Regions from separate parts of the Mus musculus genome. Here region 1 is linked to region 2. A link is a loop called in an ENCODE intact Hi-C map of the cell type or tissue named here. Cell type or tissue: left cerebral cortex. All regions are shown on one strand.

Evidence for each region. A loop is a pair of places that touch in the nucleus more often than their neighbours do. Peaks named below come from ENCODE experiments on the same cell type or tissue, not always from the same donor. Only the 100,000 strongest peaks of a DNase experiment are listed, where the experiment ranks them.
Region 1: a loop joins it to region 2, with 4 times the contacts of the local background. A loop is called at or near these places in 4 of 42 quality-filtered maps.

What each region holds. Positions count from the first base shown.
Region 1 is chr15:11,984,372-11,992,371 of GRCm38, reverse strand. It overlaps Sub1 (SUB1 homolog, transcriptional regulator), which reads left to right. Exons shown (of 5, transcript NM_011294.3): 3 at 1,291-1,413; 4 at 5,808-5,916. Among named protein-coding and RNA genes, the nearest start is that of Sub1, 7.6 kb to the left of the region's middle. In left cerebral cortex, a CTCF peak has its summit at 494 (motif pointing left); no DNase peak of the experiment used is centred here.
Region 2 is chr15:12,146,556-12,154,555 of GRCm38, reverse strand. Zfr (zinc finger RNA binding protein) reads right to left here. Exons shown (of 20, transcript NM_011767.2): 7 at 4,837-5,028; 8 at 4,092-4,383; 9 at 1,559-1,755; 10 at 1-110. Among named protein-coding and RNA genes, the nearest start is that of Mir1898, 21 kb to the left of the region's middle. In left cerebral cortex, no CTCF peak of the experiment used is centred here; DNase peaks (open chromatin) are centred at 584 and 4,874.

The DNA of each region.
Region 1 (8,000 bases), 160 kb after region 2:
AGCAGCAACCCCCCCTCTTCTTAAAATTTTTTTTAAAAAAATTTTTGTTATTGTTTAGGTTTTGTTTGTTTTTTTGGCCTCTGTACTCCCTAAGAAAAGGGAGCTCTATAGGAAAACTTAGGAAAGTTGGAGCCTATAAATGTACAGATAGACTGTAGTATCATTTATAATTTTGAAATAAGGCTTCAAACATCATATATAGCTGTACTTGAAGTCTTTTCAGAACTTGTAGAGTGTAGCCTCTAAGAGTGAGTGTCACTGACACTGAGGTTACTTGCTGCGTGCACCACTCAGAGGATTGTGTTTTGCTTAGCTGACTGTGTAGCTTGTCTCACAGTACTATTAATTCTGTAAACATTTACATTAGGTGCTTCCATAGTTTTCATTTCATAGCATATTATTGCCCTAGCCTCAACAAATTTAATATACGTTTAGTAATATTAAACTAGTTTGTCCTTTCCACTAAGAAGGAACATGCCTGCCCTCTACTGTTTGGGCTGGAAACTTAACATGGGTTTTTAAAAATTCTTATTTTTTTAACTTTTCGCTCATTTTGAGAATGAGGTCATATGCAATTTTTTTATACTAGTGCTAATTCTAAAATATGGGGTTGAGTACACTAGTCTTACTACTGTCCATCATCAATTCTTAGTGCTGAAGAAGTTTTTGAGTTGTTGATTTTCAGTGCCTGGTATAAGATAGTAACTTCCTTTACCTAGGCATGCTTTTTTATTTTTTCCTCCTAAGAGTTAAATTATGTAGCCCTGACTGGCCTGGAGCTTGCTATGTAGTCCAGGCTGGAAGCATACATTCTTGAGAAAGTACAGATACCTTTTGGAATAGACAAAGAATTAGTAAGTAGTCAGTTTTAGTCATAAATATGTTGGTTTTGTTTGTTTTTTTGTTTGATCTTCAGCTTTCCTGCCTCAACCTTAGTCAGGGTTACAGGATATACCAGTATACTTTGTTTTTAAAAACTTAAAATAATAAGAGGAAAGCTTCTGGTGGATTTGTGGTTTCCAAAAGTTTATACAGAAGTTATAGGCTGCTTGTCTTTCTCTTTCCAGAGAGTAGTGTGTGGGTTCTAGTTCACAAGATCACTGTTTTAACATCTGAGGAATCTTTGGGGATTTTGAGAGTAGAGTGTAAAAATACTATCATTAGTTATGTGAAGACTAGATTCATAGTTAAAAAATTTTAATGTACATATTTTTCATAAGTCAAAAATTTGAGTAACTTTTTAATGAAGTGTTTTGAACTTCACAAGTGTGTGTTCTTGCCTGTTTTAAGTTAAAGAGGAAAAAGCAAGCGGTTCCAGAGAAGCCCGTGAAGAAGCAGAAGCCTGGTGAGACTTCTAGAGCACTGGCATCCTCCAAGCAGAGCAGCAGCAGCAGAGATGACAACATGTTCCAGGTAGAGTCGGAGGGCACTGAGTCCAGTGGACAGATCCTGATCTGAGCACACCAGTCTTCCCTTGTATAGTCCTCTTGACCAGAGTAGAAAGTGAGGGTAATTTGTTCAATTCTGGGCTATTGGTAAAAGCCCAGTAGAAGTCTAGTTTTACTATATTTAAATGATACAAATCCAAAGGTCACAGAAAGCCAAAAAAAGATTTAGAACTATATATTTGGGAAGCAAATTTGAGTAAGTAGGATGAGTATTTGACTGGAAAGTGTAAATTTGATAGTATTTGAGAGAAATGGCATAACTTAGGCTTCATAAGAAACAGAAGGCTGGGGACAATAGTGTATGGGTACAGACAATGCTGGGATAGCGTGTTTAGACCAGGAGTCTGAGCTTAAGGAAAGGGGCATCGGAGAGAATAGATGGAGTGAGATGGGAACCCCAGGGAGGGCTGCTGGGTGTCTTGGCTTTATTAAAGTGTTTGTAGCAATTCAGTATTTGCTTCACTGCAAACACTGATCGGTGAGATGAGGCATTGTAAGTAAATAATGCTGTGAGATTATGGAGGCAGTTATATAGACTTTCATTTGTATTGATAAGGGAGAGAGTGATGATTACAAAGACGGTGATGAAGAAAGACCAGCTGTAAGGTAGACCTGCCAGCAAATGTGGCCACTGAGGATCTCCTGTAGCGCCTGGGGGGCTTGGCTGGGAATTATTCTTGTTGGCTTTTACACGTGCTCGACCAAATAGCCAACCACCAAAGAACACAAACCAAAGAGAGGAGGCGATAGCAGCTTATGAGAGATTTGCAAATGAATGATGAGAGGAGAAAGGATGTAAGTAGATAAAGTGGTGAAAGAAAACTAAAAGTAGTAGAAGAAAGAAATAGACAAAAAGAAAATGTAGATTAATTATTTAGTTATAGGTTTCAGTTCTTCGACTTCAGTATAGTTTCGGGGCAAAGGTTGGTTTGATAGAGAATATAGGTGAAGGTATGTGATGAGGAATGTAAAAGAATGCTGTTATTGCTTCAAATGGATATTAAGTTGGATGCTTACAGTGCTCTATTTCATTCAGGCTTTGCCAGGTCCTAGTAATCCATGTGGAATGTGATCTGTAACCTTGTGGAATTTAAGGGAACCATGATTACATACGCATAGTAAAAATGACAATGGGTCCTGAGAAGTAGTGAACAGATTGAGAGAGTAGGCATGAGAATCTCATTAAAAAGATAAGGCACCTAAATCTTAAAACGTGATCGGTGCGGTGTGTGGACAAAGGGAGCATTTTCAAGAGCAGGAAATTGAGTTAATACCTTGAAGTGGGAAGGAGCTCGGGTTGTGTATGAACTACAGAGCCTGTGTGGTTGAAGCCTGGGAAGTCTTGCTGATATCAGAAGTCTGGTGGAGATCTTCCAGGGCTATTTGACTTAAGTACAGCGAGTAACTGGGGCAGGATAAATATATAATTGACTAGAGTATTTTGTAGTGTTTGTAAAGAAGGGCTTTGGAATATCCAGTTTCATAACTGTATCTTGGCTTTCTTTTACCATCATGCTGTGCGCTTTCCTTTCTACCTCTGGCCTGATGGGGTGGGGGGAGTCTGAATTGAGGGTCTTTTTGTTTGTTTTGTTTTTAATAGCCCTAGCTTACTTGGAAGTCACTATATAGAATAGGCTAATTTGAGTTTTTAGCAATCCTCCTGCCTCTCCTCAAGAGCAGAGGCTGTAGACATGTATTACCATGACTTTTAAAAGTTGTTTTTTGGTAGAGATTTTTGAGAAATGGGGTCTATTTTTAGGGGATGACTTTTTTTTTCTCACTAGGAAAAAAAGAGCTTTGGTTCATTTTTTGTTGGGTTTCTTGAGACAAGGTTTTTTTGTATGGCTCTGGCTGCACAACAGAGCTAGTTTTAGACCCACAGAGATCCACCTGTAGCGTACACCTACAGTTTTGCCTTTTATGAAGACTTTTGTCTCAGTCAGTGTTCTGTTGCTGTGAAGAGGCACTATACAACTCTTAGAAAAACATTTTCTTGGAGCTGGCTTACAGTTCAGTGGTTTAGTCCCTTGTCACCATGGCAAGAAGCGTGGTGGCAGGTAGGCAAATGACTTGCTGGAGAGTAGCTGAATTCCACGGGCAGCCGGAATGGAGAGACACTGAGTGTGGCTTGAGCTTCTGAAACCTCAAAGTTCACTCTCACTTCCTCCAAAAAGACTGCACCTACTCTGACAAGGCCAGGTGTCCTAATCCTTTAAAATAATGCCTCTCCTTAAGAGCCTAAGGAGGCCATTTTCATTCACATCACAACAGCGGCCCTTCCTTTGAATACTTTGGATCTTTCCTAAATAACTTGGTGAGTTTATTAAATGCATGCCCTATTTTTGGGCTGCATTCTTAATTCTTGTCCTATGTCTGTCTGCTTTAGTACACACTTTCCTTACATGTACTGAATCTAGAAAGTGGGGACATTCAAAAACCACATAGTTTGTGTTAAGCCACCAGTATAAATAAGGTTTTTTATTTATTTTTTAAAAATGACAGGGTCTCGGTATGTAGGCCTGTCTCTTAGCTACAGTTTTTGTTGCTGTAAAAGACACTGATCATGGCAACTCTATGTGTAAAGGAAAACTTTTAATTGGGGCTGGCTTTTATAGTTTCAGAGGTTTTATAGTCTTCAGAGGAAGAGCTGAGAGTTCTGTATCTTAATCTGAAGGCAGCAAAAGCTACTGTGAGCCACACTGGGCATAGTTTGAGTATGAGACCTCAACGCCCACCCCCTACAAGTGTGTACAGTGTTGTAAGATACTTGATCACACTGTGAACCCTGAGATTGTATTTACTGGAAAAACCTGTTTTTAGTTGTGTGGCTCAGCCTTAGCACATACCTTTAGTCAAAGCACTTGCTGCTTGAATATTGTAAACAGGATTAAACAAAGTCAACCATAGGTCAAGAGGCAGAGCAAGTGACAGGAAGTGAGCATAGGATCATTAAGAAACGTAGAGGACAAGAGGAGTCAGGAGGACAGAAATGCACAGGAAGGAGAAGGAGGGACATTGAGTTTGAAGGAATTTGTTTGACATGGCGTGAGAGAGAGGGCATTCTGGTGGGACTTGGGCTAAGGAGGAAGGTTAGTCAGCTGGGTGCTTTCTCTGCCTCTCTGAGCTAGCAATTTTCCACCCCAGCACCTGGCTCCCAAGACTTCATTGGTAAAATCAAATAAATGATTGTGATTTTGTTTTGTGTGTTTTGCTTTTTTTTTTTTTTTTTAAACCAACAACAGTACACACTTCCTCCAATAAGGTCATATGAACTCTAACAAGGCCACACTCCCCAATAGTTGCAGTCCTGTGGGCCAACCATTCCAGCTCATTGGTAGCTAGCTGTTTCTGTTCAGCCAGCACACCCTTGGTAGCCTGGAGCTTGCTATGTGTAAACCAAGCTAACCTTGAACACAGCTGCCTGTTGCTGCCTTCTGAGGTGTTTTACTTTTTGATTTCTCTGAGTTTACTGCATTAGGCTGTAGGCATTTCATTTAGGTTGAATCAGATTGTACTGCTGTTATTTCACTTAACGCTATAGCATAGACAGGATTGCCTATATAAAGACTGAATAGTGTTCCATTGCATGTGTAAGCCATGTTCTATTTGTGTCCTCATCTAAGGATAGACTTTTGGGTTGCTTCTACTTCTTAGCTATTATGAATAGTGTAATTAAGGATAGTTAAGATCTCTTGGGAGACTCTACTGCCAGTTGTTTTGGATGTGCAGTTATGTGCCGCAAGTGTCAGTCAATTGAACACATACATATAAGTGAGGATACTCTAGGATTGGTACCATGGTGTGTAAGTTGTCTCACTAAGTACATTCTGATGCTCACACAGGAGAATCTTCTGAGTATTCATTTCTCAGAATATGTCCGGTCTGTTAAGTATATGTTTTGCCCTCAAAGCGGGATTATTGGAACATTATGTTTCTATTTTTGTCAAAGGACATCCATTCTATTTACTGTGTTATATTAAATTTCATAATTTTTAAAGTGAGACTGAAGAAAGATAGCTCAATAAGCAGAAATGCTTGTACAAAGAAAGACCAGAGCTTTAATGCTCAGCACCCCCCTGAGGTAGTTGGATTTGGCTGCAGATGGCTATAATCCCAGCACTGAGGGGCAGAAATGACAGCTCCTGGATACTCTGTGGTCTGCCAACTTAACAGTGAGAGATCTTTTCAAGGCAAGGCAGAGAATGATAAAGACACTTGAAGTCATTCTGTGGACATACATACATGCATGCACCCCCCCTTCCAATTGCAGTTGAATACTTATTCCAGGATTATAAGTGCAAGTTGTGAATATAAATTCAAAACCTCTCTTTATGCATTTTCTTTCTCACTCTCTGCTAGATTGGAAAGATGAGATATGTCAGTGTTCGGGACTTCAAAGGAAAAATTCTAATTGATATTAGAGAATATTGGATGGATTCAGAAGGTGAAATGAAACCAGGAAGAAAAGGTGAGGTTTTATTTCTTCAGTTTGATGTTAATACTGATTGAATGCTTGCCTTAAAATGTTACAGGGAATACAGGTTAAGGATTGGCCTTACTTGGTTGATCCTCTTATAAGCAGTTTGTAATGAAACCTAGGAAAACAGCATCTATTGTCACGTTGAATTGATCACTAACTTTAACTTCATTTTTATCAGTTCCTAGGCAGATTAGGCATTACTTTGGAAACTGTAAAATGAGAAGTAGCAAACTCCTGGGTTTAGTGTTTGCTTTGGATTCAGCTCTAGCAAGATGTTCTCTAATACAGAGTCCTTAAAGGTCTCTATCCCCTTAGTATTGGTGCTTTGCCCAGTTCAAGCCTCTTAGCATGTAGAAACAGTTTATTCTGTTACAAAGTAACTAGAAACCATTTGCACCAACTTATGTTTAGTTTTCTTGTGACAAAATAGGAGATAAAAGCAACTTAAGGGAAGAAGGGTTTATTCGACCCAGCCAGAAGGCAGCTGCTCACGTGGGGCCCAGTCAGGATGTGGAGAGAAGAGTGTCCTGGGGCTGGGCTTGGTGTCACTGAGGCCTTAGGCGGGTGGGGCCACCCACATTCAGGGCAGGTCTTCTTTCATCAGTTTAATCTGTCCACAGATACTTGTGGACACTCACAGAGGTGTGTTCATAATGGTTCTAACTAAATCCATTGAGTTGATGGTCAAGATGAACTGTTAACTTGTGCTCCAGGGAGCGTAGACAAAGGCGCGCACATAGTAGAGGAGGGACTGGTTGGGAAGAGGCAGGCGATGGGCAGGAGTGGGAAATGGGGCATAGCAAGGGAGTGGAGGGTGAGATACATTATATACATGCAGGAAAATGTCAGGTGAAACTGTTGTACATGGTCATGTTAAAAAACTTTGAAAAAGATTAACACTACACTACCTAAATTTATGTAGTTCTATGGGTTGATTTAGTTGAGGAAATGCTTTCTTGGGCCAGTAAGGTATGGTGCCTCAGCAGGTGAAGGCACTTGGTGCCAAGCCGTATGATCCAGGACCCATGAGGTAAAGGAGAGAATGGATACTACCTATACTGTGGAAAACTCTGTGGCACAGGGGGGCCCATACATGTATGCATGTGTGCACCCATTCAGTGAATAAATGTGTATTCTTTTTTAATAAAAGGAAAAAAATGTGTTCTTCTAGTACTAGTCTGCCCACTGTTAAAGGTGACACTTCTTTGATGCAGTTTTCAAGTGTGTCTTAGAAGCTTCCTTTTTTATCTTTACTGATTATTTCTGTCTGAGATTTCATTCAGGATTTTCCACAGTGGCTAATCCTTGATTTCATTCTTGCATATGTTTCCTAAGGAACTGACTTAGCCTCACAGGCTTCCTTCCTGCTGCTGCCTATTACATTCTCATGGTCCCTCAGCAGTTTTCTGAAAAATACATTGTTTGCGTGTATGGGATGTTGGATTGAGGTTTCATTGTACCTGATTTAAATATTATAACCACCCTTTGATGTGGAAGTCATATTTACTGATTAAGAAACTGAGTCTAGGAAAGGCAGCTAGGGATGGTGAAGCTGAGTGTCACTCTTGATAGCACGATTCCAGAGTGCACCCATACCCATCTGAATTGTGCACTCTGCCATGCCCCTTTTGAGTCACTCTAAGGAGTTTCCCAAAGTGAAATGGATGCTGATGGAAGAACTCAGCACAGAGCTAAACACATTGAAATTTGGTGGAAATATGGAACAAATGTTGGAAGAGACAGGATATAAAACTGCCAATGTCTGGATATAAATTTGCCAATGCCAAATCTGGTTCTCTATATGTTTGTGACAATCTTCGGATTGTTACTGTACTTATTGGTCAAAATAGGCATTATGTAGGTGCACTGTTGGAAGTTAAACTGGATATAAAATTGAACCTATGACTAAAAAATTTAAGATTTTAATATCAATATAGATCGCTCATAAAAACTTCAATATTCTGGTTGCCATTCAAAAGGCAGCTGGTGTAATAGAGCGTGTATGTGGCGTGCCTGAGATCTGGGTTTTGTTCTCAACACTAAAAATCCACATAAGTGAAATGACAGTTTTG
Region 2 (8,000 bases):
AGTCTATGTCTTCGTCCTTTTAGGTGCATCTCTTTAGCATTGGGGTCATTAAAGCTGCATTCACATAATTTACAATGGAAGCGAATGACTTTTCCTTCATCATTTCGTACCTTGGTGTGGAAAAATAGAACCTTTGACCAATTTGGAAGTAACCTTTGAAACACTTTCTCAGTACTGTAGCCTGTGCTGGCCTATGTAGACCAGTCTGGCCTTGAACTGACATAGTTCTACCTATCTCTGTTCTTGACTTCGCAGACCAAACTTTTCTAAAAAGGATAGAAACTGGGACTGTGATGAATACCAGCATATACTTGCCTTTGTAAAGTATCTTTCACTTCAGTATCTGTCTGAAAGTATTTGGATTTCTTTTTGAATCATTTCTATTAATTCTTTGGCCATTTCATACACATATATAATATATTCTGATCATATCCTATCTACTATTATTCATTCCCATCTTTGCCAACTCTTCTCCCCCAAATAAGCTGCTTTTATAATTCCATGTCTTTTTGTTTTGTGATCTAACAGATTCAACTGGGCTACCTGCGTGGGCAGATCTATGGATTTATCTACAGGAGCATGGGCAATGTGCCAGTGTCTACATCACTGAAGATAACTCGCACTTCTTCTCAGCAGTCAGCAAATGGCAGCAGATCTGCAAGTAGCAGTCTAGCTCCGTGAGGCCCTGAACCATCCATGACTGAATGTTTATTGGTTCCATTTTAAGCTGACCCTGTATGAGTCAACAATGCCTCTTTAATATAGTTAGATGCCTTAAATTCATAAATGTTATTGACACTTGCTTCTTGGAGATGAGAGTGATTTTAAAACACAACTTTGACATACAAACTTCTCAAAGCTCAAGACTTCTGTGCATATGAAGTCGATTAAGATGCAGGCTTTTTTCCTACTGCACAATGGAAAAAAACCTGATTCAAATGTTACTATTAAGTTGAAATTGTGCTATTAATACAATACGAGTCAAATTGTCTAAACTAATCCAAATCATTAGAAATAAAGGTGTCTGAGAACATGTTTTTAAAAGGTAACCAAATCTTACCTTTATAAGAGATAGTAATTTACAAATTACTGTGTACCTTCATAAACAAAAACCTCAATATATAATGTAATCTCTTGATAGACAGATTATGAAACAGTCAATTACCAAAACCACTCAATTATATCCAATCACCACAAGTTTGATGGGCAAACACCCCAATTTCAAAGACCTAAATTAGTCCTTGGAAATGTATACATGCCTTCCTATAGAGTAATAGCAAACTGTAGTGTTACACAACACTACTATATGATCCTTCTGTTCATAGCAACTATTAATTCAAGCCTGTGGGATGTTCCCTTGTTCCTTTACTTATTTACTGTGCTTACTTAACGTGAAAACAGGGACTGTCCTAGTCAGCTAAGGAAACCAAATGAATGGTATAAATCAGATTATCAACCTTAATTTTATAGGTAACTGAAATCTAAAATAAAGCTGGATATTATTTGACACATTTTTCCTTTTGCATAATTTTGGAGCAATGATTACTCAGATCAATACCTCTTCAACATAATCATGTCCCACTGGTTGTACATCACTCTGCAGAGCAGCAAGGGACGCAGGTGTGACTGGTTCTGACCCTGCATCTTGCTTTACTTCTGGAATCTGCACAGCAGAGGCAGCAGGAGTATTCTTAACACAGTCAATTCCTTTTAAGTCTTCCGTTTTATTTCCTGTTGACTGTAGCTTATTTCCACCTAAAAAAGCAAAAAATTATAGTAATCTTATCACTGTATAAATGTATAAACCCATTAGGATGAAACTTAAACGCAATCTTTACTACTACTACTACTACTACTAACTAAACTTTATGCAAAAGAGGTATCCCATTTTGGTTCTCCTAACATTTAGATTCCAAACTGAACAGAGGAACATGAAAAGGGATTAAATATAACCTGTGTTTATACTGATATTGAACTCCCTAAACTGTGATTAATAACAAACTGGTATTTATCTATCCCCACCTCTCCACAGTGTTTTATCCTGTTTTTTTCATCTCTGACATGGGCATTATCATTTCTGGCAGTTCACTACCTCCCAAATGTGGAGTTGATGTGGGGGCGGGGATTGAGCCCAGGTTTATACATGCTAGGCAAGCTTCAATGGAACTACATATTCAGTCTGTGTTGGCCATAAGCACATGTCAGGTTTTCCTCTCTCCTACCATATGCTAACAGGGACTGGAGTCATCAGGCTTGGCATATCTTTTACCCACTGTGGTCTTGGTCTTCCCAGCTTGCATCTGTTTTTATTCTAAATTCAAAGTGTGAATAGCCTCAAATATGGAAAAACAAAACAAAACAAAAAACCCTACAAATCACTGCTTTTACTTTAACCAATTAAATTTAACATATTCAGGAGAATAACATACTGTTAATGATCTTAAAGCTAAGTAGGTACCAAAAGAACAAGACAATTTTATACACATGTAAGAAATTGTCAAATAACAACTTTAGCAAAACTGTACTAAAAAGTATAAGACAGGCTGGAGAGAAGGCTCCACAGTTAAGAGCACTAACTGCTCTTCCAGAGATCCTGAGTTCAAATTTTAGCAACCACACTGTGGCTCACAACCATTTGTAATGGAATCTAATGCCCTCTTCTGGTGTGTCTAAGTCCGCTACAGTGTACTTACATATAACAAATAAATAAATAAATAAATCTCTAAATATAAGTAAATAATAAAAAAAGTAAAAGTCAATGCAACTATGATTGAGCTGCTCATAATTTAAAGGAAGGCACAAGCATTCCTAATGTCCTGTGCTAAGTAGAAGCTGAATGTTGTAAGAGTGAAGCAGAAGAGTCACAAGCCCCCTCATCTGGTAGAAATGACTTCACAAAGGCTGTGTCATCTGAACTGTGCTTTGAGAGACTACCATTGAGAATGAACAGTCAAGATGCAAGAGAGTAATGTCTAAACACAAAGTGCAGCATGTACAAAGGAAGAAAGTCAGTGCTGTAGCATCAGCTCCTCCCCAGGTGGAGCTGACATAAAGGGAAGAGAGGAGGTACAGGTCAGTTATAGAGGCTTGGATGACACAGTCATTAATAGACTTTATCCTACATATAAAGGCCGGCCAGTGAAGATTTTAAAAGAGAAGGTACACTAACAAGAACACAGAGATTATTTTGAAGAGAATAAATATAGGAAAGGCACTGTATAGATAAGGAAATAGCAACAGGGAAAAGGCAACTAAAAAGAAGGAATAATGTTAGTGAAGCTCTCCCTTTAAAAAAGGGGGAAAAATCAGTCATTTTTAATGAGTATTTTGTAGTATCCTTGTAATGGGACACAATAGAAAGGGGATATCTATTAGAAGATCAGCAAGCAACCAAAATATGATTCTCAAACTCAGGTGGGATTCTGATATTGCCAGATTTTTATAGCTGCATACACTAGAATGCATGAAATTGCCTAAGGATGCTATTGCACACAGAGATGAGACACAGAACCACAATTTTAGGAATAATGCCATTTAACAAAAACATGGGTAGAGAATCAGTAAGATACCACCCCCCAAAAGCGATGGATGGACATATATGCTAGAAACTAAGATTTATTTTAGGTTTAAGGTATAGCAGTCAATTATGTCAAGTTTAAGTTAAAGCGGTCAATAGGATGAAACCAAAACTGACCAGTGGATCTGGCAGGAGCTGATTTTGTTTGTTTGTTTGTTTGTCTGTTTGCTTTTTAGTTTTTATCGTAATAGCTTATTCTAGCCTGGAGCCAAATGCAGGCTGGTGTCAAACTTTCAGCAATCCTTCTGACTCATCAGACTCCCAAGTATCGATACTACAGGTATGAGACATGCTTGGCTCTTAAGAAATGCGGTACCCGCTGAGTCTTGCAATAGGTGTCAGAAAGGGTATCTGACTGTGTATTTATTGTTTAGAGAGCAGAGAGAACAGAGGCTGCTTAGCCATTCAGTGTTTGCCTGGCACACATAAGGGTTCAATAGCCAGCAATACAATGGAAAAGAAAAACCACTCTGACAGTTAGGAGGAACACAAAGAATCAATCTTTAGTACTTGCCAACAAAGTTTATTTTGGGTGTAGATGTTTTCTTGGCAGCCATATTGGTAGGTATCGCTGACACTTTAGTGTTGGATGTACTATTAAGAGACGAGTTTCCTGTAGTTGAAAGACCTTTCACTGAAGAAGTTGCAATTGATGACGTGTTCAGAGTACAATTGCTTGCGCCAATACTTGAAGGAGAGGCAGTTGGTTTTGAAGCAGATGCAGCTGTTGAAGAAGTAGCTTGGCTAACAACATTTGGTTCCGTTGAAGGAATAGGTTTACCAAGTTTTGTGTGTAATTTAACCACCTACAAAACAAAAAGCACACCTGTCAGGAAACTCAAATGTGTTGTTGTCTTTTAAAAAGTTTGTCTGAGTAAGACTATAAAGTGAAAATCAAAACTTAATTTTCTTTGCTATGTTTTTTTCAGTTATAGACAAAACTCATTTTAACATCTGTGTTTATTGATGAAAGGACTTGTCTATAAGCAAATCAGTCTGTAGTTAATCAAGACAAATGAATGAATCCCAAATTGTAAAGCAAGTGGTTTAACTCAACTTAAAGGTCGCTAGTGTTTGTCTTTTAAGCAATGACTATTTGATGTTACCGTGATGTATGTTAACATTTAAGCAAGGTTTATAACACACTCAAAGGTTTCAAAAATGGAAGTCAAGTGTTTTCAAACCCCTGTTGAAAAGTGAAAGTAAGCAGAGTAGACATAAGGCTGTGTGTGGGTGGGAGGGGGGACCAAAACACCTACTTTCTGATGCTTAGCACCACGAATGTGGGCAGCATATGCATCTGCTCCTGTACAAGACACATCACAGAGCTCGCAACGTAGCTGATTTTGTGTCCCACGAGTTGAGTTGTTGCTGCTGCTGGTATTTTGAGAGGCTTTCAATGCGGCTTCCTTTTTTTTATGTTTCTGTCCTTCTAAGTGCTCTTTATAAGTCTGTTTTGAACAAAAAGTACAAATTTTCTTTCTATAACATTCTATTCAATTTTCAGACCTCTAACACTCATTTAAAAATGGGATCATAAGCTGACTGGCACATGCCTTTAATCTTAGTACTCAGGAGGCAGAACTGAGCTGCATTGAGTTTGAGAACAGCCTGGTCTACATGGTGAGTTCCAGGCCAGCTAGTTACATGGTGAGACCCTGTCTCAAAAAAAAAAAAAAAAAAAAAAAAACAAAAAAAAAAAAAAAAAAAAAAACAAACCAAAACCAAACGAACAGATGCCCAAAACAAAAGAAATAATCCAACAAGTGTGTGGTGCAGACCTGTAATAGAAGTGCTCAGTAGGCTGAGGAAGAGAATCATTGAGTTCAAGGCTATCCCAGGCTTTGTAATAGTATACTTACTGTCTCAAAATAAATTAAATAAAATAAAAGGGGAGAGAATGAGGAAAGCATGGATGAGATCTGCTATTTTCAAAGCACTTAAGAACAGGGGAGATTGTATGGATGATCTGTAATTCTCTGCAGGTTATTTAACAATAGTTTGCTATTTGGTACCAAGGACTGAATTCAGGGACTACATCTTTAACCTTCTAAGAACAATGTTCTTCAATATTCTATGTATGGGTACACATGCTTGAGTGTGTGTGTGCTGAAGAGTAAACAGAGCAAGCACAACCTATGTTTCTGTTTGAGAGGGTAGCCCAGCCTTTCTGTAGGCAAGGTTTTCCTGAGACCATCCAGGGAGTGAGTGCCTGGGATCTGACTATCCCTGCTTTCTGAATGAACACTAGGATTCTAAGCTCAGGCAACATGAGACATCTTTTACACATGACTTCTGGGGATCAAACTTGTGAAAGTCTGTTTGGAAAACATTACTGAGCTGTTTTGTTTTTAACCCAATAGCTTTGAATTACAAAAGTACTTTCATAAATAGACTATATATAAGATAAACTGCCCATAGTTTTAAGAACTTTTATTTTTTTTTTTTGCTTGTGTATAACACTGGACAGAAAATAATAACTTAAAAAAATCATTACACAAGTCTGATTATAGAATTAATCTGCAAAACTACTGCATGATAGTAGTTCTTTATAAAAAGTTATATTTATAAAATTTAAATTTGAAAATCTGAATGCACTTTAATATTTAATCTAGTTAAACAGATTGCTTAAGAATGAATACGAGTACATATATTTTAATACTAAGTAGGTGTCAATAATTCAGAAAACACCAAAAAAAAATATTGCAGGATTATGTATTAAAAACAAAATTAATCCGATAAATTAAAGAGTACATATAAGCCAAGCATAATGGCACACGCCTTTGATCCCAGCACCTGGGAGGAGAGGCAGGCAGATCTCTGTGAGTTTGAGGCCAGCCTGGTCTACATACACAGTGAGTTGGTGCTGTAGAGGGAAGATGAGCCAAGCACTACATAGTGAGACCCTGTGTCTGTCTGTCTTCTGTCTCAAAAGGGGGTGGAGAGATATACTGGTAGAATAGAGCTGGAAACAGAAATATGTGAAGAGTTAAATTTGACCTACTCTCCCCAAATATGCTTTTTATATGCCAAGCTGCTAAAATTTTTTTTTAAAGAAAGATTTATTTATTATTATATCTAAGTACACTGTAGCTGTCTTCAGATGCATCAGAAGAGGGCGTCAGATCTCATTATGGATGATTGTGAGCCACCATGTGGTTGCTGGGATTTGAACTCAGGACCATCAGAAGAACAGTCAGTGCTTTTAACCACTGAGCCATCTCTCCAGCCCTAAAATTTCAGAAAACAAATCAAAAGCATTCATGCCTGATACCCTCAGAGGGAAGAGGCACCACACCCCTGGAACTGTGGTTAAGTGAGTTAGCACAAAGCTCTGGAAACCCAACCCAAGGCTTCTATAAGATCAAGTGCTCTTAACCACTGAGCCATCCCTCTAGCCAATTCTTATGTAAATTCCTACATAACATTTTTTAAGACAGGCTCTTGTTTTGCAGTCTAGGCTGACCGTGTGAAATCTTCCTACTTTTGCTGTACAAGTTGTTGGGATTACAAGTGTACGCCCCCATACTTGACAAAACAGGGCTCTCTTAATAGTCAAAAGAGGTGGAGTTTAGAAAGGGATGAATTCATTAACAGACCCATGCTTTAAAACAAACATTTTAAGGTATAGCTGGTAGAACCATGACAAGAAAAAAATAATAAAGGACTCATATTTGTCATAGGTTGATCTTCTTTTAGGTGAGTAGAAGAAAACAGGGTCTCTCACCAAAGCTGGCCTAAAACTAACTATATAGCCAAGGACAACAATAAACGTTTCTACCTCTCAGTACTGGGATTACAGGCGTGCAGCAACTACCATGTCTGATTCTGTAGTTGTGGGGATGGGTCTACGGCTCAGAACAGAGGCAAGCACTTCACTGACTGCCTTGTATCCCCAGCACGGGAGGTCATCTTTCTTAACTTTTCTCATTTCCAATGTTCCCAGTCCCCTTGTGGAGAGAGCTATAGAAGTTACATTCTATAAAACATGTACAAAATAGACTCATTAGAAATACAATCAAAATTTATAATTGGAATTTTAAAAATCTTTTAAAGTTTTATATAAAAAGCAAAGGAGGCACCCTAGAATGGGTGGAGGGCTCAATTTCCTTATTTTTCAAACATTTATAGCCACTTTTACAGTTTTCCTGATTATTGCTTTTGTGTTTCAACACAAACGACTTTCAAAGAAATGTTTAGTGAAATACAGCCATCTCTCAGTGTCTGCAGGAAATTGTTGCAAAATCCAAGCACACTCAAGTTCTTTAAATAAAATAGCAAAATTATTGCACATAATCTATTTCACCTGCATACATTAAAATCTATAGATTATTTGTAATACCTGTTGTAAATCTTACTGAACAGTTTTACTGTTCAGTTTAGAAAGTAATAGGGAAAAAAAGTGTAGGTACTCCACACCAAT